3 separate regions of the Homo sapiens genome follow, and all the other regions are linked to region 1. Evidence: chromatin loops called from intact Hi-C (ENCODE). Cell type or tissue: heart left ventricle. All regions are shown on one strand. Links, peaks and the distances in the headings refer to the core of each region. The heading gives the core; the rest is flanking DNA.

What was found. A loop is a pair of places that touch in the nucleus more often than their neighbours do. Peaks named below come from ENCODE experiments on the same cell type or tissue, not always from the same donor. Only the 100,000 strongest peaks of a DNase experiment are listed, where the experiment ranks them.
Region 2: a loop joins it to region 1, with 7 times the contacts of the local background. A loop is called at or near these places in 42 of 110 quality-filtered maps.
Region 3: it touches region 1 in a loop (4-fold over the local background); 30 of 110 quality-filtered maps call a loop at or near these places.

The regions. Positions count from the first base shown.
Region 1 is chr11:128,626,039-128,636,342 of GRCh38, forward strand. No RefSeq gene overlaps it. Among named protein-coding and RNA genes, the nearest start is that of ETS1, 44 kb to the left of the region's middle. RefSeq lists an enhancer at 2,236-2,445. In heart left ventricle, for the core only: a CTCF peak has its summit at 4,529 (motif pointing left); a DNase peak (open chromatin) is centred at 4,533.
Region 2 is chr11:128,551,049-128,561,352 of GRCh38, forward strand. ETS1 (ETS proto-oncogene 1, transcription factor) reads right to left here. Exons shown (of 10, transcript NM_001143820.2): 3 at 5,243-5,387. Among named protein-coding and RNA genes, the nearest start is that of ETS1-AS1, 30 kb to the left of the region's middle. RefSeq lists enhancers at 1-502, 1,384-1,453, 1,566-1,655, 1,866-2,125, 2,136-2,245 and a cis regulatory region at 1,857-2,357. In heart left ventricle, for the core only: a CTCF peak has its summit at 4,734 (motif pointing right); a DNase peak (open chromatin) is centred at 4,743; H3K27ac peaks cover 325 bases.
Region 3 is chr11:128,480,379-128,490,682 of GRCh38, forward strand. It overlaps ETS1 (ETS proto-oncogene 1, transcription factor), which reads right to left. Exons shown (of 10, transcript NM_001143820.2): 4 at 10,079-10,198; 5 at 8,912-9,112; 6 at 5,691-5,768; 7 at 4,445-4,693; 8 at 1-73. Among named protein-coding and RNA genes, the nearest start is that of MIR6090, 37 kb to the right of the region's middle. RefSeq lists enhancers at 2,420-2,499, 2,680-2,729, 3,100-3,169. In heart left ventricle, for the core only: a CTCF peak has its summit at 3,988 (motif pointing right); no DNase peak of the experiment used is centred there; H3K4me3 peaks cover 228 bases; H3K27ac peaks cover 960 bases.

The sequences.
Region 1 (10,304 bases), core at 3,055-5,554:
GTCCAACCCAGCACAGGATCTGGGATCAGAGAGACCTGAGTCTAAATTATGCCACTGCTAACCTTGAAAAATGTATTTAAACTCGCTAAGCCTTGGTTTTTCTCATGTGAAAATTAAAAAAACGAAACATCTAGCTCACAGAGTGTGTGTGTTATTTAAATGAGATAGCAGCAGACACAAAATGCCTGGTCTGCATCTAGGCATTGCAGATATTTGATAGGGCAAAAGTCAGCATGTAAAACTGTTTTTTTTTTTCTAGAATGCCAGGCACAATACCAGGTTCAGCAAAGCTTGCAAAAATAATACTAGCCACCAAAACGAATGAGAAAAGGGAGGACAAAAAAGGAGAAGAAAAAGAATTAAGGTAATTAGTCTATTTGCACTAAAATAATAATTGTAACAGTAAGTAAGCTAGCTGCTATTTGGATGGCTGGAAAGTTGTTAACCACAACATAATGCAGTGATTGCTAATATATATATTACACAGAGGAAGGATGGAGGGACGCTTTCTGTATAGGAAGGCCTCACACAGTACCATCTGAAATGGGTCTTTATGGATAAGTTGGACTCTGACAAGGAAGGAAGAGAAATGTTAGGCAGAAGGACTCACACATCATAAGCCAACACCCTGCGTTTGGAGGGGGGCTGAAGCAGGGGCCGCCTAGGGAAGTGTGCGGGAAAGAGACTGGGAAGGTAAGAGGGGCCATACCATGAAGGGCTCGGTTTGCCTGACTGAGAAATGAGACTTTATCTCTGAGGCCTCAGAGGTTCCCAGTAGCAGGAGGTGGGGAGACATGACCATATTTGCTTTGGAAAGAACTATGGTGGCTGGGTAGGGGACACAGAGGAGGGGAAGTTGGAGCAAGGAGACGATTAGCAGTCACTCCAAATAGGAAAGTCACACATGGATAAATGGCACCATATGGCAAAAACAGTGAAATCTTCAACGTCAAAGGTGAGCCCCAGAATCACTAAAAACTAAATCCTAGGTTGGGTTCCCTGGCCTAGGCGATTCCTCCGCCTCTGTGCAAGAGTCACCATGAACCCTATCTCTGCCTTCCAGCTGCCGTCCAATCCAAGATAAAGGTGAGTAATCCAAAGGAAAGAGCCCCGAAAACCAAAGGGAATATTTATTTTAAGTAGTTTGACGTCTGTAGGAAGGGGGAAAAAAATCTACCAAGGCCTGAATGGGGAGCCATGACATTCACAGAGCCTAGCCATTGTGTAAAGAGAAAAGTTCCTCAAGATTATGTTTGTCCAAGAAATCAGACAGTTTACGGTCCCCAAGTCAAAACACTCAAGGATTGGAAGCCAGAGTTTCCTGGGCTGAACCCAGTTACTAACTAAAGTGAAAAGGAAAGAGTAATGAGATGCCATGAATTGTTGTTAAGCGGGTGGAGTTGGTTGCCAAGGCTTGAATCCAGCAGATGCAACAGCAGAAACTGGGGCTTGCCAGGCCCCCCGCCCCCGCCCGCTGCCCCACCGCCCACCCTGACCTGGCGCTGCTGGGGTCACTGTGACTGGACCTACTCACAGCTGCAAACACCCTCCCGCCATGGGACACGGGGGAGCTTGAGCCTGGCTGAGTCATGTAAGCCAGCCAGATCAGTGCCAGGCTCGCCCCAGAAATCAAAAGAGACCCCTCTCTTCTTGCTACTTGGGTGACAGTCTATACTGGTGTCCTGCAACAAATGACCACCAGAAGGAGCATGCCAGCCCTCCTTTGTCCTTATTGGAGGTGTTGTGAGAGGTGGGGGAGATTTTATCACCTATAGGAGAAGAGGATAAACCCAGGAAAACCGTTCATGTAAGGACAGTAGGGAGGAAAAGGGGAGGAGAGAGAAAGAATGACAGGGAGGCTGCCACGCCCTTCCAGAGCCTGCTCTCCTCCTTCCTCACCTAGCTCCTTCCACATCTACCCTAAATGAGCTCAGGAGCTGAACTTGGTTGCCCACAGAGTTCTTATCAGGACCACCCTGGCTGAAACACTGAGGGAAGAAATAGGGACAGCGATGAAGAAAGAGTGCTGCTTGACATTGCCATGTCCCATCTGTGCGTCAAGTCACTGAATGTGACCTGTTTGCAGTAAGTTAGAATCCAGCTGCCGCCTGAGAAAGAAATACACCAGGCCCCTCTGGGCAGGTTGTGTGTGTCTGGGGTTGCCCAGTGACCCTGGAGATTGCTCAGATGTCTCCCACGTGATCACACCCCGGTGGCCTTCAGAGAGGTATACACTCTGAATTAGGGCCACTGATGGAGTGGCAAGGTGTTTGGGGCTTGAAGATTTGCCAAAGTGTAAGTCTTAAAGATTGTATTTGTGGAGAGATCCTGAAATGTCTCCACATTTGGGAGATATTTGTGTTTGAGGGTTACAGAGCAAAGATTCTCTTATCAGCACAGCACGGGGTACAAGAATGGCAAGTTTAGCTCAGCAGTCAAAGTCATGAGAAATTCAGAGGGAGGTGTGAAATTTCTTCTTAAAACTGAAAAGCAAAAACATTTCACAAACAAACGAAAAAGGAAAAACCACAGCTAAAATCCGTAAACTATTAACTATATCTGTTTATTAACAACAACAAAAAAAAAAGCAGATGGAGAGCTTTTTCGTTAATAAGCTAAAAAGTTCGTGTTTTTGTTTTCTGTAAGCCTGTTTTAAAGAAAGCTCCATTTCTCATGACTGACCTTCTGAGAATAGAATGAGGTGTTTTCTGCAGTGGAGTCTGATTCTTTCATCACTACCGAAGAGCACTGAGTGATCACCCACACTGCATGGCAGAAAACAGAATGTACTGTTATACCGCATTGATGCCATCAAAGTGTTTGTGGAGTGTAAAATTAATATTCGGCTTATGAGGGTAGGCCGGGGGAGAGGGTGGGTGTTGTTTTGCATCCCACATCAGGACACCCTGTATTTAAACACACTTTGTGTCATCGAGGGTGCTTTCAGAACCCATGCACCCAGAACCAAGTTCGGCCGTCAGCCACATGGAAAGGCAGCACCCCATCCCTTCCCCTTAGCACTTCCTGACCCTTCTCCTTTTGCTTCCTACTCCTAGTTTTCCCCCTTCCGCAAAGAAAAGAGTTCTAAACCAGATCACAGTAAGACCTTAGGGATGAAAGTAGCCATCCCCTTCTGAAGGTGTTTGCATTCTACAGAATGGAAGGATTCTGGCCAGGGCTGCAGCAGGTAGTGGTGAGCATGAAGCCAGGAAGGCTAAGATCAAAATCGGGGACCCTGCGGGAGATTGGAGGGGACTTCTGAGTGTACCTCACATTCCATCAGATAGGCCCTAATCATTTTGCCAAAGGGAGGGATTTGAGGGGATCATAGCAAAGGTTCTCTTATCAGGACAGCCCCAGGAAGCCCTGCAAAGGTGAGGAGAGACAGCCAATGAAGGATGAAGCTGTGTGAATTTTAGCTTCAGCCTCAGGTTCTGCTCAGCAAAAGTGGAAGATCTGGTCATTTATAGACTCCTGGACTTAAATCAAAAGAGCCAGAACCTCGACATAGCGACTCCAGGAGCTAGGTGACACTGAAGTCACCTTACCCCTCCATATCCTGTAAAACAGGGATGATCACAAGAGAAAGTTGTGGAGCTGAAATGGGCTGATGCACTCGAAGGCTTTTTCACTCAGAGACGGTCAGAAGACATTTGCCAGATGATTTCCAGATGTGTCAGAATGGGGAGCACTCTCTTTTGAGCAGGATAGCTCTCTCCCACACTTAATGTATGCCTGAGAGGAGAGAGAGAGACAAAGAATGATCAGACTGTACACCATTTGTGGACAAAGGGTCATCATAGGGCTTTGACAATTCTCCAAGAGCACTGGTTCCACATAGAAGCTGGCTTCACAGGCTGGCATTGGGATTAGGCCAGAGGTCAGATAGTAGGTGTGGCAAGGCCCCAGGTGGGCTAAGGCTGGCCATGGAGACAGGTGGGCTTTCCTGTTGAATGCTTCCAGGGAAGTCATGCCGTCTGGAACCTCAGATTTGGCAAATCAGCAAAGGAAAATTGGTCGCAATTATTTTCCAGGGCTTCCATGCTCTCTGATGTGTTAGATCCTTGTTAGCATTAACCAGAGTTAAACATTTGTTTTATTCTGTGGATGGAGAGACAGGTTTTAGAACACCTTCCCTGACAAGGTTAAGGTTGCAGGTTCTGAAAATTATCTCCGGTCTCCAAAGTTTTTGTATTTCAGTGTCTTTGGTGCTTTTTTGTTTTGTTCTATTTTGAAGTAACTTTATAGTTTTTGTTTGTTGTTTTTTTTTTTTAAGTACAGATATGTTGAGCACAGAAAAAAAAAAAAAAAAAAACATTGCAATAACCTTGACTTCTGAAAAGTCCTCTCATTCTTCCAGGGGAGGAATTTTGTTTTTCAGGAACTGTTTTTTCATAAAGACAAAAGTCTTAGCAGTTTGGATTTCGGCCTTTGAGTTTTTCTTTTCATCATGTGTAATTTCAAATTGTACTGAGGTCCTTCCTCCTGGAACCTAGCGAATACAGCTCAATGGCGCCCCCTGAAGGCCAACGTAGAGGGGTACAGTAAAAGAGGATAAAATGAGGAACCTCCAGCCCTCCGTATCCGACCAGCCAAGACAAACCACCATCTAGGCCCAAAGGCAGGTTAGCGTGTGGCAAAACCCAATAGCTGCATTCAAAACCCAGTTCTGACAACAACAAGCTATTTCTGCATGTTCCCACATAGTTGAGAAGAGATTGAGCTTTGGCATAAAACAGGTCAAAGGCCTTGGATTGAATTCCAGCACAGACAAGTTACTTAATCTCTCTAACTCACTTTCTCTTTCTGTATAATGTAGAATACAAAGTGATTTTTTTAATTGCTTACTATGTGCAGGCTTTGTCCTAAGTGTTTAGCATGTGTTAGCTCATTTAGTTCTTGCTAAAACCCTCTAGTTTGTGTGCTATTAGTACCCACTTTGTACAAATAAGAAAACTAGGGCCTGGAGTGAGTCAGAAGCCTTCACAGCTGCTAACTGAAAAAAACAGGGCTGAACGCATGTGGTGCAGTCCGGAGCCTGGACTCACCGCCACATGTCACACTGATGCCCATACTTACCAGGTGGGACCACCGTGAGGACTAGAAAGAGAAATGTCAACCACATAGCCCTGGACTGGCACAGAATAAATGCCCAACAAATAATAGCCATAATTATTCCCATTCTTGGTCGACCACCTTAATAAAAGCTACCATAGAGGCAGGGAATCAGTAAGAAGAGATGACTAAGAGGATGCTTACTGCATGTAGGAAAATCAGTTAATGCTCGTGTGACTGGCTTATTTCCCTTTGCATACTGTCCTTCAGGTCCATCCATGTTGTCACATATGGCACGATTTTCATTTTTTTTTAAGGCCGAGTAATATTCCACTGTCTGTATCTACCCATTTTCTTTATTCGCCCATTGATGAACATTTAGGTTGTTTCCACATCTTAGCTCATCTTGACAGTGCTACAATGAACATGAGCATGTTAATATTTCTCCAAGATCATGATTTCAATTCTTTTGGATAAATACCTAAAAGTGGAATGGCTGGATCCTATATTAGTTCTGTTTTCCTCTTTTTGAGGAACCTCCCTACTGTTTTCCATAGCGGCTATACCATTTTACATTCCCACCATCTGCGCCAGAGTTCGAATTTCTCCACATCCTCACCAACACTTTTTATCTTTTGTTCTTTTGATAACAGCCATCCTCACTATTGTAAGGTGATATCTCATTATGGGGAAAAATTATATGAAAAGGAAGCATCAAATTAATAGGCAAGAAAACCAGTACATAGTATTTGGACAGTTGGCATATTACTTAAAAATTATGTATGAATCCAAAAAATTAATTAACTCTTACTATATTAGTATTCTGATTGTTGACATTAACCTGTAACAATAGGAGAAAAAGTTAGTTCAGGAATCACTTCCCAATTACATCTGTTACAAATGCAAGGAGAAACAAATACAAGGAGAAACTCCTTTGCATACAATATTTTAAAGAAAAGGACAGGTGAGTTTTGGGATGCGAGGAGAGGGGCAAGAAACTGTCTTCTGTGTGGAGAGGGATCTTGAAACATATCTTCCAATGGGAGGCCAAATGCAGGGGGGCATTGCTTTCAAGAAACTAAAGGTCCTGAGTGCCTCCCAGGATAGCAGTTAATGAGCATGAGCTGGGTTTTCAAGAAGTCTGAATCTATTCAACTACAAAGTAGCTTCCTTCAACTGTAGCAGCCTTGAGAACTTGTGTTCTGCACCTACAGAGACCCCTTCTGCCCAAATACTGGTGGTGCAATGCAGCCAACCGCTGCATCTCCCAAAAGATGCCGGGAAAGAGGCAGACACCCAAACCCACCCTGGGCCTGGGCAGACCCCTCTAGCCTCTGACAAGTCCAGGCACTGCTCAGACCTTCACATGCACACCTAGGGCCCCTTCATTATTCAGCAAGCTCTTCCCAGGCTCCCATCTGGCATCAGGCATGGTGCTGGGAGCTGCTGGGCACACGGATGAGCAGGTGGTGACCCTTTTCCATCAGCTACCCAGAGCCAGCTGCAGAACAGCGCCGAGAGCACATGCCTATAATGTGGGGCAGAGGGTCACACCGAGGACTCTCCCAGAGGGGAGTTATTTGAGCTGCTCTGGAGCAATGCAGACAAGAGGGTACAGAGCACAGAGGCCTGGGGTGGGGACTCCCAGGGACCAGGAGAGGCATGAGGTGGGAAGTGGGGAGCCAGGCTAGAAAGGGCCTTGTGAGTCCTCTGGGGGAGTTGCAGCTTGTCCTATTAGCCATGTGCAGGCTCTTTGGTTTTCAGAGAATGAGGATCATTCACAAGGGTGACTGGAGCTCCTGCGGGATGTGCACACCTGGCCTGAGGTTGAGATGACACAGAAAGAGTCACAGGGCCGGGGTCTCCCGCAGAGCTAGTCTTCTGTTTGAGTGTCATTTATCACCTCTTTCCAGAGGACAAGATGATGGCTTTATGACCAAAGGGGCTGGCTATGGAGGCCTCTCTTAATTTCTAATTGAGAGCCCATAATCACCACAAAGAAAAGCCTCTACCACCCAGGACTTCCGGGGAGACTAGAATCCGACTCAGAGGTGTTTTGTAACAAAACAGGGGTGGAGAAGATTAAAAAAAATCAAAAAAACAAGAAGGTTAGGAAAAAAGGCATTACTAAATTCTCCTTCATAGTACATAAGGTTTTTAAGGTAGGTAAATCACATCAGCCCAGCCACACTCAGTGACCTTTGTGATGGAAGAGGTGACCACTGGGCCAGTAAAGAAGTCACAAGGGTCCCAGGCCTGACCTTTAGCATTTCTGTGATTTTTAAATATCCATAAAACAAAGGTCTGTATGAGACCCAATGGAATCAGAAGCCCAAGTCCCAGCTCAAGTGGGGCCTGGCCACAGCAGGCTCTGGCAAGTCTCTGGCCCTGCAATAAGCCCTGGGGGCTTCCCCGGGCTCTGGGCCTTGCCTCCTATGCTCTGGGCAGCCTGGGTCCACGGGAGAGGAGTGAAAGTCTATTTGGCAAAAAGAACCAAACAGAGGGTTGCTCTGCTTGTCGAGAAAGCAGCACCATTGTCCTGAAAACCTCTACCTCCAGATCCCCGGGGATAACCTGAAGCCTGGAACATCACTGATGTCAGCCTCGTGAACACCCTGTCTTCTCCCACAAGCTCAGTGAAGGAAAGTAGATGGCCTCAAAAGCTCCTGTTACCATGCAGGTGCTCCAAGTCAGGTCACAGGCCGCCTCCCCGGGTCCCCATCCCTGGCTTCGTCATAATCCTGGCTGCCCAGTGACAGCTCTCTTTCTGGGAAGGAGCAGAAAATGGGGCTCCCTGATGTCCTGAAGGGGTTTAGCCTCAAAGCTTCTTGCCAGGCTGGGAACAGATAGAGTGGCCACTTATTAGGAGTTAAGAGGTCAGTATAGGTGCAGAACAGTGTTTTTAAAAGTGTGTCAGGAGCCAAGTAGACACATGGAAAACACAATTCCTGATAGTCTCACTTTTTTTCATGAAATGGGAATTAAAAGATTGTTAGAACGGGGACTGAAATAGTAAAAGAAAGCTTGAAGTGAGGGGGTAGAGGTGTGAACTAGGTAGTAAGGGTCATGGAAGAAAAAGCTGACCTAGAACAAGTGAAAGAGTTGGTGAGAAGCTCTGAATTCTAGCTGAGTTAAAAGACGATGAATTTTAGTTGTAAAGTTGTAGTTTTTAAAAAACTACAGTTTTTTTTTTTTAAGTCAGCATGGTTGTGTGATTTGTTTTATCCCTATTCTGCTTCTCAAGGTGTAAGATCAAAAGCAATGACTTGTAGCATTGAGCCAGGCTTGGGAATTCATTGGATGTGTGTGAAATTTATTCAGTTGACAAATATTTATTGTTTTTGCAATGCACTACTCTGAATATGAAGGGTGGAAAAAAGCAATACAAACTCTGCCCTTATAATCCATAGAATCTAGTGAAGAATGGTCATGACCCAAGACAGCCAAGGGTAATGTTGATGGAGTGTGGTCCAGATGATCAGCCATAGGGGGGAAAAGAAGGAAGTGGGGAGACCAGGGGATCAGAGGTACCTGTGAGATCAAAGATCAGTCTTACTCATAAGAAAACTAACAGAGTAAGAGACCAGTCTAAGACTAGAACATCAACTTTGCTATGGAAAGCAGTGATGCCAAGATCTAGGTCAGGACTCTGGGGCTGGAAAGGAGAGGAGCGGAGATGCAGATCATTGGAGCGGGAGGTCAAGACTGGGAAGCCAGGCTGGTAGGACAGGCCATGTGCTGCGATCTAAAACAGGAGTTAAGGTAGAGAAGAAGTTTTAAGACAGGTCCAAACTCTCAACTAATGAGGAAACACAACCTGAAATTTGGTTCACTGGGGAATATGGGCCACAATGGAAGATGAACTTTTATTAAAAAAAAAAAAAAAAAGGTAGAACATCTGGTGGGAGTTCTGGGTACTGAGAAAATATTCCACTCCAGGATCCAGTGTATGTAGATCAGAAAATGAGTAGCCTCCAGCGAGAAAGTGCATTTCCATTAAAACATTTGAGTGGAGAGAGTGGTATATTACACAGGGCTTTCCAGAGAAACAGACCAATAGGACAGAGAGACAGAGAGAGAGAGAGCATTACTCTAGCCTCACACTGCTAATAAAGACATATCCGAGACTGGGTAATTTATAAAGAAAAAGAGGTTTAATGGACTCACAGATCCGCATGGCTGTTGGGGGCCTCAAAATCATGGTGGAAGGCGAAGGAGGAACAAAGGCATATCTTCCATGGTGGCAGGCAAGAGGATGTGTACGGGGAAACTGCCTTTTGTAAAACCATCAGATCTCATGATACTAATTCACTATCACGAGAACAGCACGGGAAAAGCCTGCCCCCATTATTCAATTGTCTCTGCTTGGTCCCTCCCATGACACGTGGGGATTATGGGAACTACAATTCAAGATGAGATTTGGATGGGGACACAGCCAAACTACATCACAGAGGGAGATTAATTTTAAGAAATTGTATCCTGTGATTGTGGGGGCTGGCCTGCCGGCTGGAGACCTAAGAGAGATATAGAGTTGTTGCAATTTGAGTCTGAAGGCAGTATGGAGACAGCAGTTCTTCTTACTCCGGGACTGCAGTCTTTTTTCTTGAGGCCAGGCTTTCTGCTGGTTGCACAAGGCCTCCCCAAACACATCATGAAGGGTTATCTGCTTTACTCAAACTCTACTGATTTAAATGTCAATCACATCTAAAAAATTCCTTCACAGCAACATCTGGACTACAGTTTGACCAACACCCATGCGTTACGGCCTGACTGAGTTAACAAACAAAATTCACCATCACAAGTGGTCTTCGTAATGGTGGAGGATGACGAAAAGCTTGACCGTAGATTCCTAAAACTGCAATGGCAACAGTTGGGGAAGAGCAAAAAGAGGGAGCGGAGCCACAGGTGAAGCAGGGAGAAGCAAGAGGTTAAGAGGACAATAGAGAAAGGGAAATCGGAGGTGGGTGGGGAGAAGGGGTTCCCTGTGTGCAGTGACCACATGTTGGTGGCATAAGCAGTATGGCTGAATATAGCCAACTGCAAATAACTGACCTTTGGTACAAGGTATTTTGGTGCCCAACCTGAGCCAGGATTTAAGACAGAATTTGGACTGGCCTTTAGGAAACAAAAGGGCTGCCATGGCTCCCCCTGTGATTCCCCGCCTTCTCCACATCCTCTGTCTCCTGGAGTCTATTCCAGATGCTCCATCTCCCTGTTGGGAGCAGTGGTGAGAGGCTAGGCTGGAGCTC
Region 2 (10,304 bases), core at 3,531-6,030, 75 kb before region 1:
TCAGGACCGTTCTGTTCTGAAGAACAAAGAACCTGACACACACCCTTTAGAAAAGAAAAGCACACCCTGAATGAGGAAAGAAGAGAGGGGTGCAGCAGATGATAGTCTGAAACACCATTCTGTAAAACCACAGACCTGCCATAAGAATAAACATTTCAGAGCAAGGTGAGTCTCCATTTAACAAGTCTCTCTGGCACTCCCTCAGCGCTCTCAACACTTAAAAGCCAAATTGGAGGCATCTGTGCTTCCTGCTGAGACATCCCACCTGGTTGTGGATAGCCCTTTCCAAACACTGGCCCAGGTTTGATCTCTCCCAGCCGCTAGGCCATATGAGAAAGCCCCAGGAGGGACTATGAACTCGGAATCTCAGCGTATCTCCCACTTGAACTTCCAAAGTTTATTTGGGAAAGACATTCTTTAGTTCCACCATTTTGTTAGTAAATTTGTTTTAGAGATTTTAGTGAGATCCAAAGCCACACATTAATACTGCCAAACTTTATGTCATAAATAAGTGTAATATTTCACATGGAAACCATTTGCTCTAGCATGTAAATGTACACCCACACACACACTTGCATAGAAGTTGTTTTAAAGGAGAACTGAGGCTTCCCCTTTTCCATGTATTTTCTCAGTATCCCGGGCATGGCACTGGTCACCAAACGTGTTCAACCAATCAGTGGGTCACTCTCTGACTCAATGAAACCCAGTTTGGACTCCCAAAATGCACTTTGGGTCAATGAGTCATAATAGCAAATATTCATATCAGGCTTGCTAAGTGACGGCACTGTTTTATGCTTTACACATACTAACTTAGTGGTTCTCAAAGTGTGATCTCTAGACCAGCAGCATCAGCAGCACCTGAGAACTTGTTAGAAATGCAAATTTTTGAGCCTTAGCCTAGAATCACTGAATCAGAAACCCTGGGGGTAGAACTCCATAACCAGTGTCTTAACAAACCCTAAAGTGATTCTCATGTACCCTGGGAGTTTCTGCTTCGATAAGTCTGGGGTACGGCTCGAGATTTTGCATTTCTAACAAGTTCTCAGATGATAGTGATGCTGCTGGTCTGGGGACCATGCTTGGAGAATCATTGGTATAGATCCGGAAACTGGGTTACAAGATTAAGTTGTCTAAGGTCACACAGTTATAACGGAAGAGCTGATGCAAACACAAGCAACCTGGGTCCAGCGTCTGGGTTCTTTCCTACTACACTAAATAGATGTCCTTTCTCATGAAGAATGGGAAGTGGCAGATAGGCTGTGAATGTGGTTGAGTGAAGGTTTTACTGTGTTCAGTGACCAAAGACATAGCAAACTGCATTCTACAAGAAAAAGTATTGTCTTGTTTCTCAAATCAATCAAAGACCATGGTAATAAGACTATAGGTTCCTCCTCATGAAGGTAAGTTGTGTTTCCTATGTTCTCTAGCTCCAGGCTGCTTCCCAGCTCTAAGCAAGTATTTTGCAAAAGTGTACTTTGCTCACAACATCACATCCATAAGTTTGGCTGATTTCAGACAAATCCATCCTTGAAATGAAAAATAATTTGATACTATAACACTTTGGAAGAGTGCTAAGTAAGCATCGTATTTTCTGATATGAACTATGACCATTCATGAGCATCATAAGGGTGAAGTTGAAATCAAATATGGACCGCTGGCATTGATGGGATGGACGAGGTCTTGTGTCCTGTGTGCTCAGCTGGGTCTCTGATGTCGGTTTTGGAAAACAGGCAGTGTCTGACTTCAGCTAGGTCTAGGCACCACTCTGAGGCTCGCTACCGTTACCCTGTGTATCCAACAGGACTGTGGGTAGGAACCAGTCATGACAGTTAATGACGGTAAAACGTCAGTGAGCTCTTAGAGACAGGAGCAAGAAACTGAAACGTAAAAATGATTCTTGTTATGGTGGTTGGAGAGAAAGGGCTGAGGTTGAGGGACAGAATAGAGGAAGGGAGCAGAGAGGAGGCAGGGTCAGTGGCTCCACTCCAGTCAGACTATAAACAGCAACAGACATTTCAGCCGTGTCTTGTGTAAGAGGCTCCATTGATTCACAAGGTTCCCTAACAGAAGGATGACGAGAAGCTGAGACAGAAAGGGCCCATTCATTCATGCAGAACACCAGCACTCAGCCCCATTGGCTCTCGCTAATGGCTCCAGGCTGATAGGGAGGAGGGGGAAGAGGCGGACGGTAGGAGGAGGTAGAAATGAAAGAAAATGATGACTACAAGATTGTTGTGAAGAAATGTACAGCTGCACAGGCAATTGCATGCAAATGTGGCTTCCCTTTTTAGCTGTATAGCTAATGTCCTCAGATTCATCTATTTTTCTCTTTCATGTTATCTTCCCCTCCTGTTCTTGCCTTGTCTTTTTCTGGGCTCCCCACTTTTTTTCCCTTTCCCATTCATCTTTCATCTTCCTTTCCCATTATTCCCTACCATGCTACTAATATCCACCTTTATTTTCTGTCCATTTTCACACATCTCTTCTTTCTTCCACCATACCCGCTTTATCATCTATTTTGTCCAATCGATTCCCGACAGACCTTGGCGCTTTAGTATTCTCTCCCACTCACCTGATAAGTCTTTCCCTCATTCATACTTTCTCTCTGCTTGATTCTCTCTTCCCCTTCCCTCCACACTCCCGCCACCCTCCTCCTCCTCCTCCTCAGCCTCTGCCCCTTCGTGAATAGGAACAACATTCTGAAAAGGCTTGCTCATTCCTTGATGGCCCCTCCTGTCAGTGTTCTCTGCACTGACAGATGTGTAGTCCTTGGAAAAGAAGTTCATTCATCCCTTCTGAGAGCATGAACGTGAAGGGGGAGCAGTGGTGGGCAGTAGCCATGAGACGGAGGACGGGAAGGAAACTGAAGTTATAAATAGGATAAAAGAAGATGAAAAAAATGTCGAGTATTTTTTCTCTTTCTTTATATTCAACACATCTCCAAGGAAATGTACCACAGCTGGAGAAATCACTGGTTGGTCTATGTCTTCATCTCCCTTCCCTATAACCCCACAATCCCCGTCCAAACAACACCCATCGCTGAGGAGAGCTGGACCACAGCCCAGAAATAATCCCTCCAACTCCTTCGTCTGGGAAGCTCAAAAGTTAAAGGAGGGGCTAGAAAGGCTCAGGGTTCTTGCCAAACATTTCCATCAGAGGGAGTATAGGACAGTGGGAACTACAACCATCACATTTGTGAAGAGATTGCCCCCAACTGGTAGAGGCCACACCCCGATGGAAGCTGTGTACCATCTCTGAGCTGCAGTTGATGGCAACCCAGGTCATTCTAGGAATGGTTATTATATGCCCCAATCTTCTCAACCTACCAAAAGCTGGGGTGACCCCAGCTTCCTTCTTGCAACTATAAACTATGAGAAGAAGATGATATTACCCTGCTATAAGTCCTTGCATTTTAAAGCTGTTCTTCATATGCTTCCCAGACACTGTCTCATAGGCCATGAAATAAAAACATCTTTACCTTTGAGAAACTTGACAAAGAGCAGCATGAAAAATCATCTCCACTTGGGAGTTTATGTACTTCAGTTTAAGGAAAAGGAAGGCCATGTCTCTTTGCTATGAAGAAGAGACATTCTGATCTTCAGGCTATGAGCAAATGGAGAAGGCCTCAGATGTTAATAAGATGTAACTTGTAGCAAGCAGAGACCATCGAGAGCTGCAAGTGTTAAAGCAAGGCAGCTTTAATCTCAGTTGCATTGGGAGATATAAGACTTAAGCCTTGTGGCATTAATAGGATTCAAGAATTATACAAATATAAATACAGCCATTTTGACCTTTTGCTTATACAAACAAAACCTATTTTGTTTAGAATTTTAAAGGATCACTTTTCTCATGTCCTCAAATTTTTAGTCCTTAAGTCTGACGTGTGAGCAGGTACAAAATCCTCCTGGCTCCCTTGTGAAATGGATAGGTAGCTGAGACATTTGTATTTATGCTTAGAAGAACTGAGATACCAAGCAGAAAGTGACAGCATAAATATTATTATGTCTACAATCCAGGACAGTGCCAAAGAATACCTCAAAGATCAATGGCTATTGAGTCAAGGGAACATGGGACACAGGAATCTATTTCATTCTGCCCTGGAGAGAAACCAGGCAAATGGAAAGCTACTCCCCATGCCTCCTCACCCACCATACACACAGCCCATGGAGTGCCACAGCATCTTGCCCTGCGTCTGTTTATTCCTGATGAGCAATAAAGCATGGGCAACAAAGCAAACATTTATTTTACTTCTCCACTGTTATTTAAGTAATTGACCAAAGAATGTTGTGGGGTAAAATAACACTGAACCAAAAAGTAGCCTTCAAGTTAGTGACTCCCCCTGCCATGCCCTGCCCAGGTCTTTCCCCAGAATTACATTTTCCCAACATGTAAGAGTAATGACATTTTTATGCTAAGAATTCATCCTGGGAGAAAACACAGATTTTGACTAGCTATTTGGTATTCAAATATGTTATCATAACATGGTCTCATGTGAAAGTGAACTTAATATCTGAATTGATCATTTCAAAATTCCCAAATTCAAATTTAATGGTTTTTGTTTAAAAACAAAACAAAACAAACAAAAAAAAAACACTAGCTGGTAAACCAAGAACTAGTGGAATTTGTGAGAAACAGAGTGTCTCCTGAAAACAGCATGGAGATGAGGACTTCAGATTCCTGAGGTCCCTGGGAATGCAGATCCATTGATTTGAGAGTTCTCTGGAGGAGACTCCCACTCACCAGAGGGCAGCACTGCCACCAGCAAGTGGAAGGAGAGAAGGGAGAGAGAGACAGAGGAAAAAGAATTGGGATCCAGGTGGGCATGGACAGAGAGGCCAGGAACAATGGAAACAGATGATCATCGAAAGAAAGCATGTTCTCTAAGAAGGCCGAGCAATTCACACACCTCTGTTTATCCAGCTCAGACTCTGTGACTGCAAAACTTCTAGGCTCTCTGACAACAGCCAAAACGGGTGTCAGGAAATGCAGGATAGGCAAAACTATTTGCAAGGTGAAGACCTAAAGCAACCTTTCTTGGGCCCATTCCTAGAGTTTAGACTTCCTGTCGGGGAATAAAGTAACCCAAAATTTATGGAGAAGGCCCGGGACTTTCCATTCAAGAACAATAGCATCTGTACCCGCATAAGCCATGGCAGCTGTTATTTGAAAGAATGCAGCCCTCATCACATTTCCATTGTCCTTCAACTCTATCCTCATTCCCAGCTTTTGTTTATGTTCCTACCTGAGACACAGTGTTCAAGACCAGTAGGAACTTCCTGAGTTGCCATCTCATCCCAAAAGGGGTAGCAAGGTCTTTGCTGGTGATAATTGGACTGGAAACCACAGTTCATTCGAGGATCTTCATAAGTGTTGCTAGGTCCTTGCCTCTGTGCAAGAAAAAATAGAAGAAAATATATTAGGAGGAAAATCTCTGTTGTTTAGCCCTAAAGAACTATGACTTCATATTATCCAATCACATGTAAGTAAGAATCATCTATAGATGATGACAGAACAGAGCCAACTCTTGTTTTCTTCCCTTATCCCCCCACATAAAGACGCAGGGAACGAGAAGAATTTCTGACTCAGACTATGTATGAATTTATCTTCCTCCATTTCTTCAAGTGTTTAAGGACTACCTTTTCTGGCCTTCAAATAAGAACCCATGGTTAACAGCAGGGCCGAATGCTGACCATCTTGAATTTATACACTCCTGGCTTATTTTTAATGGTACCTTACTCTGTAAAAACGTCATGAAAGGATATTCTTACAAGGCTTACTCCACAATCATACAACAAGTAAATGATACATGCCAAAGGAAAAAAAAATGGACCTATGTAATAAAATTCACCTCATTTTTTGGTTAATCAGTGTGTATAGGCTTTAAATACATTGGTTGCTAGGCAGAAATTGTCCATTTGCCCCAATTTTCGAAGACTTGTGCCACACTCTTAGTAATTTTATGAACTCCATAAAATATACAATCCCAATCTACATAGTACTCTCTAAGGAAGACAGATGTGCTGTGTGGAAGGTCATGTTTTGCTGTGTTTAAAACCCTAGGCTTTGAAGCCAGGTATACATAATTCAAATCCCAGCTCTATCACTTACCAACATGGAGCCTGGGCCTGTTCCTTAATCCAAACCTTAGTTCATGCAATTGTAAAATGAAAATAATAGAAACTGGAAACATGTACATATAGCTCTAGCTACTCGGGAGGCTAAGGCAAGAGGATCACTTGAGCCCAAGAGTTTGAGGCTCAGTCAGGGCAACATAGCAAGACCCAACCTCTAAAAATAAAGTGAAAGTAATAATACTTACTTCATGAAGTAGGACGATTGAATGAAATAATGTATGAGAAAATTGTATATAAAGCAAATTAAAATATAAAATTGCATTTAATAAAACTATATATTGTATGAAATGCATGTGATAAGTATGTGAGGCCTGGTCTTCAATATAAGTTAGGCATTATTTTAATTTAAGAGATCCTTAACATTCCTGGAAATGGCCACATAGGTTAAAAACTAAGACACAAAAGGAAAAGTAGCAAATTCACAGAAAGAAGATTTCCTGAGACCAGGATTCTAATCGACACTGGCCCATCCTCAACTTTCTTTTTTTCTTTTTTATTATTACTCTCTTGGGTCCCTGCACCTTCATAAAAACCCCAACTAAGGAAACCAAACTCTGCTAGAATTTAATATGGTTAAATCTATTGACATTAAGGTCTCAATAAAGGTAGCTCATAAGATGGTATTCTCACCCCTGAAGACTAGCTTGCAACTCCCAGAAAGATTCTCCAACTGGAGAACTTACGTCTTCTCTTCTTCTGAGCATACAAGAATTCAGTACTACTATGTTAGATTCAGTTGCCCACTATCTGCTCCCTTTCCCAATTTGCAATGGCCCATTCACTTAAGATCAGTAAAAATAACAGAAGAGAATATATTGACACAGAGAAAAATGACAATGAACCCAAAAGGCAGAAGAAGGTTCCATGCACATGATATTGGACCTGGTGTTCTATAATATTCATAAAATCATTCAAATTAGAGCTGGATGAAGTTTACTTTGGGGCTGTTTATCTTCCAACTGCATTAAAGGTACTGAGGATGTAAGTGGGACTCAGTGGAAATGTCACCAGTTGTGTTGCATCGAAGGCTAACATCCTTAGCCTGCTGTTGCCAGGGGCCTTGATGAGCACTGTGAAAATGTACAATGGCAGATTTGCCACCTATATGTGTGTGGGGCCAAGAGACAGGGGAACCATCAGCAAGAATACACTACTGAGCATCAGTCAGAAAATGTTTCCTGGCCGGGCGCGGTGGCTCACGCCTGTCATCCCAGCACTTCGGGAGGCCGAGGAGGGTGAATCACCTGAGGTCAGGAGTTCGAGACCAGCCTGGACAACATGGTGAAACCCTGTCTCTACTAAAAATACAAAAATTAGCCAGGCGTGGTGGTGGGCGCCTGTAATCCCAGCTACTAGGGAGACTGAGGCAGGAGAATCGCTTGAACCTGGGAGGTGGAGTTTGCAGTGAGCCGAGATCGAGACCGTGCCACTGCACTCCAGCCTGGGTGACAGAGCAATATCCATCCCAAAAAAAAAAAAAAAAAAAAAAAAAAAAAAAAAAAGAGAGAGAGAGAGAAAAGAAAAGAAAATGTTTCCTTACTTTTGGCTTCAAACCATTTTGCTGGAATGTTATTTAATGCTATATGCTCCTGAAGCAGCTACATTAAATACTTCTTTTGGATTCCCAACAATAAGCAGGTCTTTAACAAAACTTTGAAACTGAATCAGTTCAAAACACACTTCCTAGTCTTATAAATCAAGCCTTGTGCTCTCAATATCATCCTCATCTTTTTCATATTCCTTTAGAGCCTTTTTTCAAAATTTAATGTCAAGTATCAGAGTTGTAGGAATAGGGTCTTGAGTGAGAAAATTTTGATTCTAAATGCTGTGAAGAATTCTAAGTTACCCACATCTGTCTTCTTTTGGGACAGCATGCATGGTTTGCCAAAAACAAAAGATCCTCGTAAAGTGGTAGTAGGTAGTTGGTTCTTTTAAGTAGGTAGACAGGTAGTTTGTTACAGGCCCTGCTAGGGTGGTGGGAACCTAAGAACCTGAATTCGGATTTAAAAGTTTGGGTTTTGTCTGCTAAAGAAAAGCCACTTGAAGGCAAGGTGACATTGGCAAAGAGGGGATGAAGAAAAGTGACCTGGGAACAATGTGCAGAGGACAGAGAAGGTAGATAATCGGTAAGTAGGTAGGGCACAAAATAATGTGGGTCCACACCTGGGTGATAACAGGGTAGCCATATTGTAGGTCAACTCACAGGCTTTGAGTAACAACCATGCACAGAATCAGCTTGATTTTATGTGGTTGGTTTTTTTCCTGGAGTCTCTTCTGCCCACAGCTGGGCTCTTGGTCAACACGTTTTTTATTTTATAAATGAAACCCTCTGTATATTTTTAAGGCATAGTTCCTCTGTAACTGTCCTCCGTGGAGCCACTGGATCCTATTTTTAAGAATGAGAAGGCAATAATGTACAAAAACTACCATTAACCACGAGAATCTTTACCAGGGGATGCTCCTGAGAAGCCTTTCATGGTTTTGTTATCTAGACACCTGCCTGTTTATTAGACATTTCATGAACTGACTTAATAACTATTTCATAGAGTATGAAAATGATATTTTTACTCAAGAGAACAACATCACCAGTTCCAATTCATTATGAAACTGCCTCAGTTGAGGAGAAAAAAAGCAGGTTATTAACAGGTCAGAAATCTGGGCAGCCCAGCCCCCACCTCATTGCTTGAAAAGATCACCACACCAAACAGGTCCCTGCTTATTGGGCCTCTTCATTGGCATCTTCCTTTCTTGGCTGCAACTGGAGATGAGTCAACAAGATGCAAGCAACACTCCCCATCTCTGCCACATGTTTAAGAAAACCATCTGACAGGTTCTCACTCACCCATCCCACAGGTGATTGCCGAAAGGACCTAACAAACATCACACATCTGTTCAGTGCCCCCTGGCACTCTGCATCAGAGATGGTCTCCTTTTTTTTTTTTTCTTTTGAGATAGAGTCTCACTTTGTTGCCCAGGTTGAAGTGCAGTGGCGCAATCTCGGCTCACTGCAACCTCCGCCTCCTGGCATCAAGTGATTCTCCTGCCTCAGCCTCCCAAGAACCTGGGATTAAAGGCATGTGCCACCATGCCCAGCTAATTTTTGTATTTTTAGTAGAGTCGGGGTTTTATCCTGTTGGCCAGGCTGGTCTCGAATTCCTGCCCTCAGGTAATCAGCCTGCCTCGGCCTCCCAAAATGCTGGGATTACAGGCGTGAGCCACCGCGCCCGGCCGAGATGGTCACTTTTAATCCTCACAACAATCCTGCAAGATTAGTATTTTCATCTTCATTTTACAGAAGAGCAAACAGGTTTTAAGAGGTCAAGTAAATTTCCCAAGGCCATGCAGCTAATAAAACAATGGAGACAGAATTCTAACCCAAGTCTATTTGATTTCAGATTGTCTTTTCTGCTACGTGCACAACATGCAGCTTGCATGGCTTAAGTACAAATTGCTCAAGAATGGTGGTTACTGTTCCATAATAGGTACTTAATGAATTATGGCAATGTGCATTCATGGACTAATATATTTGGTGCACCTAGTCTATGACAAGTATTATGTTAGATGCTAAGAATGTAATATAAGCAACAAATAAACCATGGCCTTAGGAGCGTACAGACAAGTAAACAGGAAATTACAGTGAGGGATGGGACAGAATTAAGTACCAATGTGTAGGGGGAGGGGAATAGCAGCAGGGAAGGCTTCCTGCAGGAAGCAGACTAAGGTAATAACTGTTAAGATTGAGTAAGATTTGCCCTGAAACATTTGATGAAGGGCCACATGAGCAAAAGAAGAGGAAGATAATCCATCCAAAGGTAAAAAAGAACATATACAGCTATGTAAGGAGGAATAAGAAAGATTCAGGGAGGTGTTATAGAGAGAGAAAGACGGTGTTGTTTGGAGGTGACAAGCAGGAGGAAAAGGTATGCCCTTGGGCAATGAGGATGGTAGGAGTGGAGGGTAAGTAGTAAAACTTCAAGCCGGAGGGCAGGGTAAGACCACAGTGTAGAGAGCCATGCAGGCCAAGCAGGAATCTGGCCTCAGGAGAGAGCCACTAGAGGCCATGCTAGAGGCCTGGGACATGGTGAAGCAATGCCTTCAAGAAAGACTCATTTGATGGTGCTGAGTAGGACAGACAGGGCAGGGCAAGAAGGCGAGGAGGCTGACACAGGT
Region 3 (10,304 bases), core at 2,569-5,068, 150 kb before region 1:
CAGGACTGGGTGAGGCGATCACAACTATCGTAGCTCTCTATGCTTTCAAAAGAGTCCTGGCCCCCGAGTTTACCTGGAGGTAAAGGAGGAGGTAGGAAGAGGACAGGGGGAGGAGGGAGTGGGAAAAAAAAAAAACTGTAAAAACCCTCTTATGGAGGACAGATTGCTAATCAGATCTGCAGGAAGGACGGAAGAAGGGAGAGGCGAGTGGGAACAGAAGCTTCAGGGGTCATGGGTTTACTCTGAGGAAAGGGGCTGCACTAGGCCACCATCCGAGGGTCCACGGCCACTCTGCTGCCTGGTTTGAGAACTCCAAGTACAGAGATTCAGAGTCAAACGTTGCTCACATCTGTCGGAGTAGCGTTTGGGTCCTCAAGAGTTCTAAAGCCAGAAATCTAGAAGCTGAGGATCACACATGTTATGATATGATTTCTGGCTGATGTCGTAGGCCCAATGAATAAATGAAGAAATCAGAGCAATGTCAGGCTGAATTCCCCACTCCAGCTCAAGCCAATGAGATGACTTCAAAAGGCCCAGTTTGGAAAACATTTTGGTCATAAGAAAAAAGAATCCCATTAGACTAAGAGCAGATTAGCCTGTTTTGACCTTGGAACTAAGTGCTATTTTTTAGCATTTTTCCCAAATACTATTTTAATATGAAATACATGTACTGACCCTATGCCTTTTCAAATAGAGTAAGATGGTGTAAGATGCTTTTCCCAAGAGATTTTTTAAAATCACACACACTATCACTCTTCTAAACAGAAAACCATATTCTTTATCCTCTCCAAGTAAAATTATGTACTTGAAATTTAAACTTCATTGGAAAAGTGTAGGCAATATTTAAAAGGTTTATTAAAGAGTTAAGGTCCACAGCAGTGTCAGAAATCCTTTACTGTGTGAGTTGCTTAAGGCATTCTTAACTGACCACAAGATCATGCAAGTTCATTAATTTCCCAAACCAGGTTATAAACAGCTGCTATGATTGCACAATAGCTCCTGGAGAAATTTCCATTGGCAAAAATGCCACTAAAAAGGAGGCTAGCAAAAAAAAAAAAAAAATAGTTTTGGAGGAAAACAAATGAATCTAAGAGCGAAAAAGGCTCGCAGGAATGGTTTTTATATGCAACTTTCAGATACTTTTCAAGTAACCTAAGTTAAATCATAGGAGACTAGATGGTCACCTCAATTCAGCACAGGCCAAAAGGCAAAGGGATGTGACAAATGTTTACGGAGAAATATCCGTAAGTCAACTCTTAATTGTTCAGGGGTGGTTGATCTATAAATTTCAAATCCCAGAATAAGGCTGACTTATACAACTTCATATTAGTGTGCCTCCAGTGTATTTTTCCCTCCATGACAGCGGAGATTGGTTAAAACAATAAACATCAAACATGAACAGATGCCCAAACCTAAATTAAATATATAGGAAAATATGTTGCTCCCAACATTGTTTAAAGATCCGGATAAAATGTATTCGGTTGAGTGTGTACTTTTTGTAAAATCCACTGCTGTGGGTTTTCTCTACATCCTGACCCCCTCTGGAACTGCTTTAAACAGAAAGGTGGTGTCATCCGTTTCATCTCATTCCTTCCTCCACTCATCCATTCAGAGGAGGGTAATCTCTGGAAAGCAAACTGAAGAGCTTCATGGAGTTATCAGCCCTGCCCACCCAGTCCACTAGCAAAAGGGCACCTCTTCATTCTTACTAAAAATGAATATATATTTCTTTATAATTCTTAAAAATTCTTTCCCATTTACCCACCAGAAAAGTCATCTTTTTCACCTTTTTAGAGATCATTTAATTTTCTTTCAAGAAATTCACACTAAATGATTTAAGAAAACAGCCTACAACCAGAATGTCAAAGCCTTGTTTTAGCAGAACAGGAAATTCTGTGGCGTCTCATAAAAAGGTATTTGTTCATACCAGCTACTGATCTTCATGGTCACTTATTTTCTCTTTGAGACAAACATACCAAAAGCCTAAGAAGGAGAATTTATATTTTCATCAACACCGCACCAAGTCGATAGTATTTATGCTAAAGTCTCTCTGAAATGATTCCATTTCTATCAGCCAATTTTATACTTGGAGAAAAAGGACATCAGAATTTTCACAAGCAAGATAGTAGAGTTTCCAAGGAGTCCCACTAAGCAAGGGGACTAAACCAAGCCAGAACCAGTCTCTGGCAACCCCCCAAACATGAGGCAAATGCAACCCTGTTGAGAGTTGTGGTTTACAGCGGTAGGCAGCTTTCATTTTAGCTCGATTTCACAACCCTGGTGCTGGGAACCTTCATTTACGGGTATTTTCTCCAAAAATGGGTAGAATCCAACTGGATTAGATACTCAGTTATGCTGCTGCGCTCATGTAGGGAAACCTGTGTTCTCTAAACTGTCCACTAGCCAGCCTTTCTGAGAAGGGCCTCGGCGAGCTCCTTCCAAAGCTATCTGAGTCCACCAAACAGACCTCAGAGCACTCAAAACAGAAGATGCGGCAGCACCCAGCCACCCACTGAGTAGACTCGTACAAAGACAGTCCTTAGGGCCCAAATAAGTGGGGCATAGAAGCACTCTGTACGCTGTAATGCAGCCCGTGAATACTGTACTATGGTTAGTATAAATAACAATCAGCTAACAGTAATGCTTTCGGTCTAGACCAATCACAGCATCTCAGAATCAATTGGCCCTTTGCATAGGCCCTGTTTGCAGCACTTCTAACATGCAGAAAACAGCCCTGCACAAAATGGTCTTCCCCTCAAGTTTCTGTGGCCTGAACTTGGAGGGAGGGAAGAAGAGTGGAGCCAGAAAGAAATACCTCATGTCTCCTTGTAAGGGTCACTTTTGGTCCACAGTCATTAGTTTGGGGTTGGAGGGGTGGTAGGGACCAAAACCAAGAATGAAGAAAAGGAGAGGGAAAGAGACAATTACACAAATGCAAAGCCAGATGCAATTTCAAAACAATGTGACAGGAGATCGACCCAAAGTTACAACATGGCTGAGCCCAAACCCACAGGCTTGGCCTCACTGTGTAGATGTACAGAAAGTCCCACAAGGAAGAAAGTCGTTTTAATGCTTTGACTCGCCTGATAAAAAAGAAACACATGTACACACACTTGTGTGTATGTATTTAAATAGACATGCACCCAAAAATAAAAAAGAGCCAGAAAGGGGAAGGCCGACTGGTCCCACCCATCCCCTTCGGTCTGAAACACTAACACCCTGGGGCCTTAAGAAGGAAGATTAGGGGTTCTGATTTTGCAGGGACTTTCCCTCTGCAGGGCTTGTTGGTGATCCCTAGGCCTGCTAGGAGGAAGTGTGAGTCTGAATACTCGAAGAAGACGACAATGGGCATGACCCATGATTCTTCAAAGTAAAGGTACCATTGGGCTCTCCTCCAAGAGCCTCACAATAGGCACCGCATATGGTCAGTCATTGAGCAGAAATCACTAATAGGCCAGCCCCAGCCTGACATCTGACCCAAGCCCCGCTTGATCAGCTTTCTCCTGTTCCTCTTCCCATTTATAATTCTTTCCCATTTACCCACCAGAAAAGTCAGGTTTTTCACCTTTTTAGAAATCATCTAGCTCTTGCTAAATAGACAAACCCTTTCTTACAATAGATTGCATTTTTCTCAGAAACAAAACAATCTGGACACTTTACTAGGTAGGCTGTACCTCTGAGTGTTTATGTCCTGTTCCTAAAAATTGGGTGCATTTTACCTTTTTTGCTTTATGTCACCCAGCTCTATTTTTAAACACTTTCTTCCCTGACAGTGAATATTTTATCACTATTATAATAGTCACGTTAACAAAACTACCTTCTTTTGGAAACCCCTGGCCACCTCCGTCCCTGGTCCTCTAGCTAAATACACACTTCACCACACTGCTGATGACTGGTTCCAAATAAACCGTTGGTTAACCATCTTGTATCTTCCCAAACCGAAAAAGTCACAGGAGGCTAAAGATCCCAGGCTGGCCAGCAGAGGTCATTCCAGGTACCCAGCTAGGATCTACAGTCAGACCCAGGAGTCCTCTGGGAGGAGCACCAGGACACATGCTAAGCTTAAGGGTTTTCCAGGGTGGCCACTTGAACCATTTTTACTTGATTATGTCCTCCTCAAGGAAAATAGAGCATACCTTTCAAAATGACCAAATTCAACTAGAGTTATTGAGTAAAACATTTTGCCCAAGTAAGATATTTAATTTCTTAGATTGCCTGATTTTGATTTCACTGTGGACCCCATGGCCTTTGTCATAATAATGGACTTGGCTAAAACACCACGATGGAAAGTTCTTAGTATCTGGACACTCTAAGATGGGAAGGCTGAAACTGAGGAATCTACAGGTCTAATAAATAAGAAAAAAAAAATGGAACCTGAAAAAAACTCACAAAGTCAGGTAATTCTTGTAAACCCAAGAGCTTTTAGAGAAGAAATATGACCTACCACGACTGGTCCTCCCCATGCACATGTTGTCTGGGGTGACGACTTCTTGTTTGATAGCAAAGTAGTCATTCTGCAAGGTGTCTGTCTGGAGAGGGTCTCGGAGAATGACCGAGGGGTAGTCATTCTCATACTTGAGGGAGAGGAGCTCTTCCGAGCTGATGGGATGGAGCGTCTGATAGGACTCTGTGATGAAGCTGGGCTCTGAGAACTCCGATGGTGGAACACACTGGGCATGCTCAATACCATAGCCTGGAAACAAAGGGTTTGCAAGTAAAGAGAGGAGAGATTTGTACCTAAAATAAGCAGTTTTCACCATCTACAGGGCCCTATGATGTGGGACAAGCTCCTTAGAGAATAAGGGAAAATACTTTAAATCAGAAAAGCTTGCATTTTTAACCTTGTCCACTACTAAACAGCTTTAGCCCTTGACAAGGTAATTGATTTCCTGACTTCATATCCTCATCTCTAAAATGGGGGTGATTGCGATTTTTCCCGGAGCACTGTGATGAAGATGAAATGAGGATAGAGGTCAAATGCCCACCAACATTCCCCACACAATAAGCTCTTGACACAGAGTAGTTAATATCATTGTGTCACTGGAATAAAAATTGTAATAACGTAAAAAGATAAAACGAAAAAAATAAAACCTGTTTCATATTCCCTGTAAAAGCACAGCCATCAGATAAGATGGTCCTATATCTCAGAGCTTACATTAGTGCAACAGGCCTACATTCATTGTTTCCCTCAGGCCATCTCTTCAGTATGGTTGGGTATCTTACACGAAAAAGGAGAAGACTGTATTTCCTATAATAGAATTTGAAGCTGCATAGCACACTCTTAAAGAAGGATTTTGGAGGAAATGCTGTTATCTCCACTAGTAAAAAGGAAAGAACAAAGACCAAGATCAAATCCCTAACCCAACCCTCTTTTGGCCATCGTAGTGCACAGTATCAAATAGGAACAAAAGTTTAGGGGTCTAGTTGCAGTCTCTCTGCATGACTTTCAGGTGAAGACATCAGAGAAGGATCCTAGTGTGTAGGAACTTGGTAGGTTAATGAAACATATATATAGGTTGAAACTTTGTGCTTTGTGGAAAATAATAAAATAAAGTAACAAAGAAGAGTCTACATCTAAGAAGATATTATTTTTGATAGAATTACCATGAAGGAGCCTGAGATTCACTGAGATAGGGGTCTTTTCCTAGTTTGCTATTATCATGAGAGAAGAGGGGTAGAAATGAACTTACTAATGAAGTAATCCGAGGTATAGCGGGATTCTGGATAGGCTGGGTTGACTCCATTAACTTGATATGGTTTCACATCCTCTGTAATGAACAGATAGGGAAGGAACAAAGAGGTCAATATTCAAGTCATGCTTGGCCTAAAAGGATCTTGGATGCAAAGACCACAATGATCTCAACCCCTTTTCTAAGAAATCTGCATACTCATTAACTGGGTTGGTATCTGAGTCTGTCCTGACTGTGGCCTTGTCTAAAGATGAGATCAAAAAAATATGACTAAGGTTATTATTTCAGTAGCTGCAAAATGGGATTTAGTATCTTGGAAAGAGAATCCATGAGTAATCTCTAAGGGCTCAGAAGGCATTCAGCATTCATTCTCAATGCATTCGTGCTGCGTGTATGTCGACCACACTATAGCCAAAGGCTTGAGTACATCCCAGGTTAGCAGGATCAATCCCCAACCCCCAAACTAATCAATTTCAAAATTTCTCAAAAATATATTGCAGTCTTTAGGCCATAGATTTTACGTTCTCCATTTCCTCTAACAGATGTCTGGTTTTTGTTTTGTATTTTTCCCATTGCCCTCAGGTTTCAAGTTCAGGCCCAGACAAGAAGCAGGACACTGGTAAGGTGACTCCATTTGGTGAAATGCGACTGCGCTTGTGTCAAGGGAGAGAAGAGCAACCCAGTCAAGCTCCTGCCCAGATGCCAACTCCCCTAGGAAAAGGAGAGGAAGGGAGACGAAGTGCACCTGCGGACAGAAAGCTCTGAACGACCCTGCAGTAAGCCTGGGATCCTCTAATTACCCTGGAACAAATGCCATGGCTCCGATTCTTGTATGGAGTAGTCTGATTATATTTCACCATAAGAATCTGACATAGAGTATGGGTTTGGGTTTTTCCTCAGGTATTTGATAGCTTGTTAGGAGCAAAGTCTGATGGGAAAACAAGTTTATGCCTGCACAGAAAAACAGTTCCCAGTTGAGATAAAATGATTAAACTTTGCTTTAGCAGTTTATCAGATTGAAACATCCCCGTACCTTTCACCTTCCACCCCACCCCAAACAGCTATGTTCTTTTGCTGCTGTGTTGCTTTAATTACAGAACAAAAGCTGTAGCCTCAGCACAAACATCATGCTCATCTCTTCAAGTAACTGAACCTGAAGAGGGAGAATTCTTTCTGCCTCTCTCAACAGAATATTGGGTGGGAAGATATGACTTTTGCTCTCAAACATACTGACTTATATCCTAATTCTCTTAAATTTTCTTACATTATTCCTTTACCCTAAGTGAGGCCAAACCAGTCTTAGCGGCCAGAAGGCCCCTGTGAATCCACATTATTATACAAAAAGCACAGGATGGGATGTTAAATTTTAAGTTAAATAAAAATATATTGAGGGCAGGCGCGGTGGCTCACGCCTGTAATCCCAGTGTTTTGGGAGGCCAAGGTGGGCAGATCACGAGGTCAAGGGATCAAGACCATCCTGGCCAACACGGTGAAGCCCTGACTCTACTAAAAATACAAAAATTAGCTAGGCATGGTGGCATGCGCCTGTAGTCCCAGCTACTCAGGAGGGTGAGGCAGGAGAATCGCTTGAACCTAGGAGGCGAAGGTTGCAGTGAGCCGACATCGCGCGACTGCACTCCAGCCTGGGTGACAGAGCAAGACTCTGTCTCAAAAAATAAATAAAATAAAATAAAATAAAAATATACTGAAAGTTGAAATAAAATGAAGAAAAGGAGATGAGTGATACTGAAGAAATCGCCTACCCTGAGCTTCATTTTACAGACAAGGACAATAATAGGACTTGTCCTTACTATCTCACAGTTATTTTGATAATCCAAAGAGAAAATGTATTTGAAAGCACTTTGGAAACAGGGAGACATGATAGAGATATTAATTGTAACTACAATCAGAGATGGGCTTAGATAGCCCAAAACACCTAGCAGCTCCATTTTGATAAATGGAGGAAAACAGCCTCTTAGTAGAATATACTGGGTTACACAGTCTGATTGAATCTGCTATTGTGTTTAGAAGTCAACAGTCAAATCAGATCTGTTAGGAGCCTGCCGTATCGTTTCCCTCTATAAACAGGTCGCTCATGTCAACACCTATGAGTGGGTGTCTGTGCATGGAGAACATGCCGGTGCTTTGCAACTGCCTGCCATCCTCGGTAAAAGCAGCCACAGAAAGACTCACCTAGTTCTTTCCTGTATTCCTTTATGTCTTATTTTTCAACAGAAAGTGAAAAGAAGGAATAAAGATAACATTTTTGAGCACAGAGAAATCTAGTTTGGGTCTCTCTTGAGCACTGCAGAATGGAATATATTCTTAACCAAAGGAAGGTATAATGCGGGGTAAAAGTGCTAATCCTGAGTTTTGCTCCCCTCCCCCAGCGTCTGTGCCAAGGGTTAGAGCTGATGACCACAGGGAAAGGATGGGCCTGGGTTAGAGAGGGCAATGGGCTTCTAGGCTTACAGTCAGCTGAAGGGCACTGCTGACTGCTGGTAACTGCAATTTATTTTAAGAAAAAATTCAAAAAAATAAGCACAAAAACACCCAAGTTTGCCGCCTGCTGCTGTTTCTATACTCAGCCAGGACTGTGGTACATGAGTCACTTGGTCCAAAAAGGTTGGAAGAGGCTGTTAGGGGAGGCCATGTCATTATAAGGTTGCAACATAGCGTCCTGATATAACCCCAGTTCCTGCTCCAGATGTAAAAGGTATGATGCACTACTGCAATTCCAATTCAGTTAGTGGGCAGAGAAATCTGTCTTATTAATACGGTCTCAGACGCTAAGCTTTCCCGGGATGTGATGAGGTATTATGGGGCATGCATCAAGGCAGTGTGTATTAAGATTGCAGAAAACAAAAACAAAAACAAAAACAAAAACTATTCTTGGGTTGGCTGTGGGCACTGCTTGTTCAACCAGGGCATGGGTTTGAGATAAGGACCTGGATTAGAATGTTGCAATCCAAGAAGCTTCAGTGGTACAATCTTGCTGAAGATTAATATCTGAACCCCCAATATGTAGAAGAAAAAGAAATTACACTCATCTAAGAGTACCTGCTGTATGCTGAGCAGTGTACTAGGCACATTCCCACATACGTCCTACAGTAGGACACCCACAGATAAAGGCATTGACGTCCCACCATTGGGTGAGCCCCCTACCTACTCTCACAGCAACCCCACATAACCTCCACCTCTCTCTGTTTCCACATATTTACCTTTCTGCAGGATCTCTAGATGTTCCCATAAGATGTCCCCAACAAAGTCTGGGGCCAGCTCGAGAAAGCAGTCTTTACCCAGGGCGCAGAGGGCTGCTCCATTCATACAGAACTTCTGGAAGTCTACACCTTTCAGGCTGAATTCATTCACAGCCCACATCACCCAGTCCCGAACATGGGTTTCTGTCCACTGCCGGGGGTCTGAGGAAAGAGATCAGATGAAGATCCAGCAGGTCGGGCTTTTAACTCCTATCCAAGCCTCAGAGAGGACACTGAAGGAGCTGAATTTAGCTGAGAATGCTATCTTTATTCATCGAATGAGGAAGCATCAGCCTAGCCTGCACATCATTGAGTGCCTTCCATAACCCTCCCCTCCATATTCAACATCTCCGCCTTCTCTATTTCACCAGCTAGGAGGTCACTACTGCCAGCCAAAAAGTACCACATGAGTATTCTCTGTCCTTGCAGGCAAAGATTTCCATGAATCTCCTCTCTCACTGCCTTATTCCCATTGGACTTTTTTAAAGCCCTGAACAGAACAAATGGCTTCTTTAATAGCAATAATAACAAGAGATTGCTCATGCCTCTCCCTGCTCTTAACTATAATATACTTGAGACTATTATTCTCGATTATTTTTTATCTTAGCCAATTATAGTGGTAACAATTGTAGCAATTAGTAGTAGTCATTCATTCAAATGGCACTTGGTAATAACATTATTAGGTGCCTGTATTATACCAGATACTCTGCAAAGTCTGTACTTATCATAAGCTATAGCTTGAGTAGCACTGTAGTATTGATAACATGCAATCTTCATACATGACCTGAGGTTTAACCTGGCTACACCCACCAATGACACTTAGAAGTTCAGATGACAGCAGGTGTAATGCCCAACATCAGAGCTGTTCCAAGAGATCCAGAAGTGATTCTAGTGTGCAGGCAAGTTTGAGGACCACTGTCTTCATACCAAGATGGCAAGAACAAGCCCAGGAGACGGGGCAGCCTCAGTATGTGTGTCATGATTGTCCTAACAGATGGCAGCCATGGCCCATAGCTGCTGACTCCAATGTGGTTAGTGTAACGTCTGCCTCACACACTCCAGGTGAGAAAATGTGTCTTCCCAAAGGGTCTGACCCCAACCACTCTTTTTCCAACTACAAAACCATACCTTTTGGGATCCCCAGTCGTTGCTGTTCTTTAGTGAAACCACTGAAAGTAGCTTTTAATGCTTGAGACATCATTTCTTTGCTGCTTGGAGTTAATAGTGGGACATCTGCACATTCCATATCTGCATGAAAAAATTGCATATGAATAACAAAAATTACATAGGTAATGAACCAATCATAAAACATTACAAATGGGCTGTAAGAAGGCAAGCTGAGAAACAACTGTGC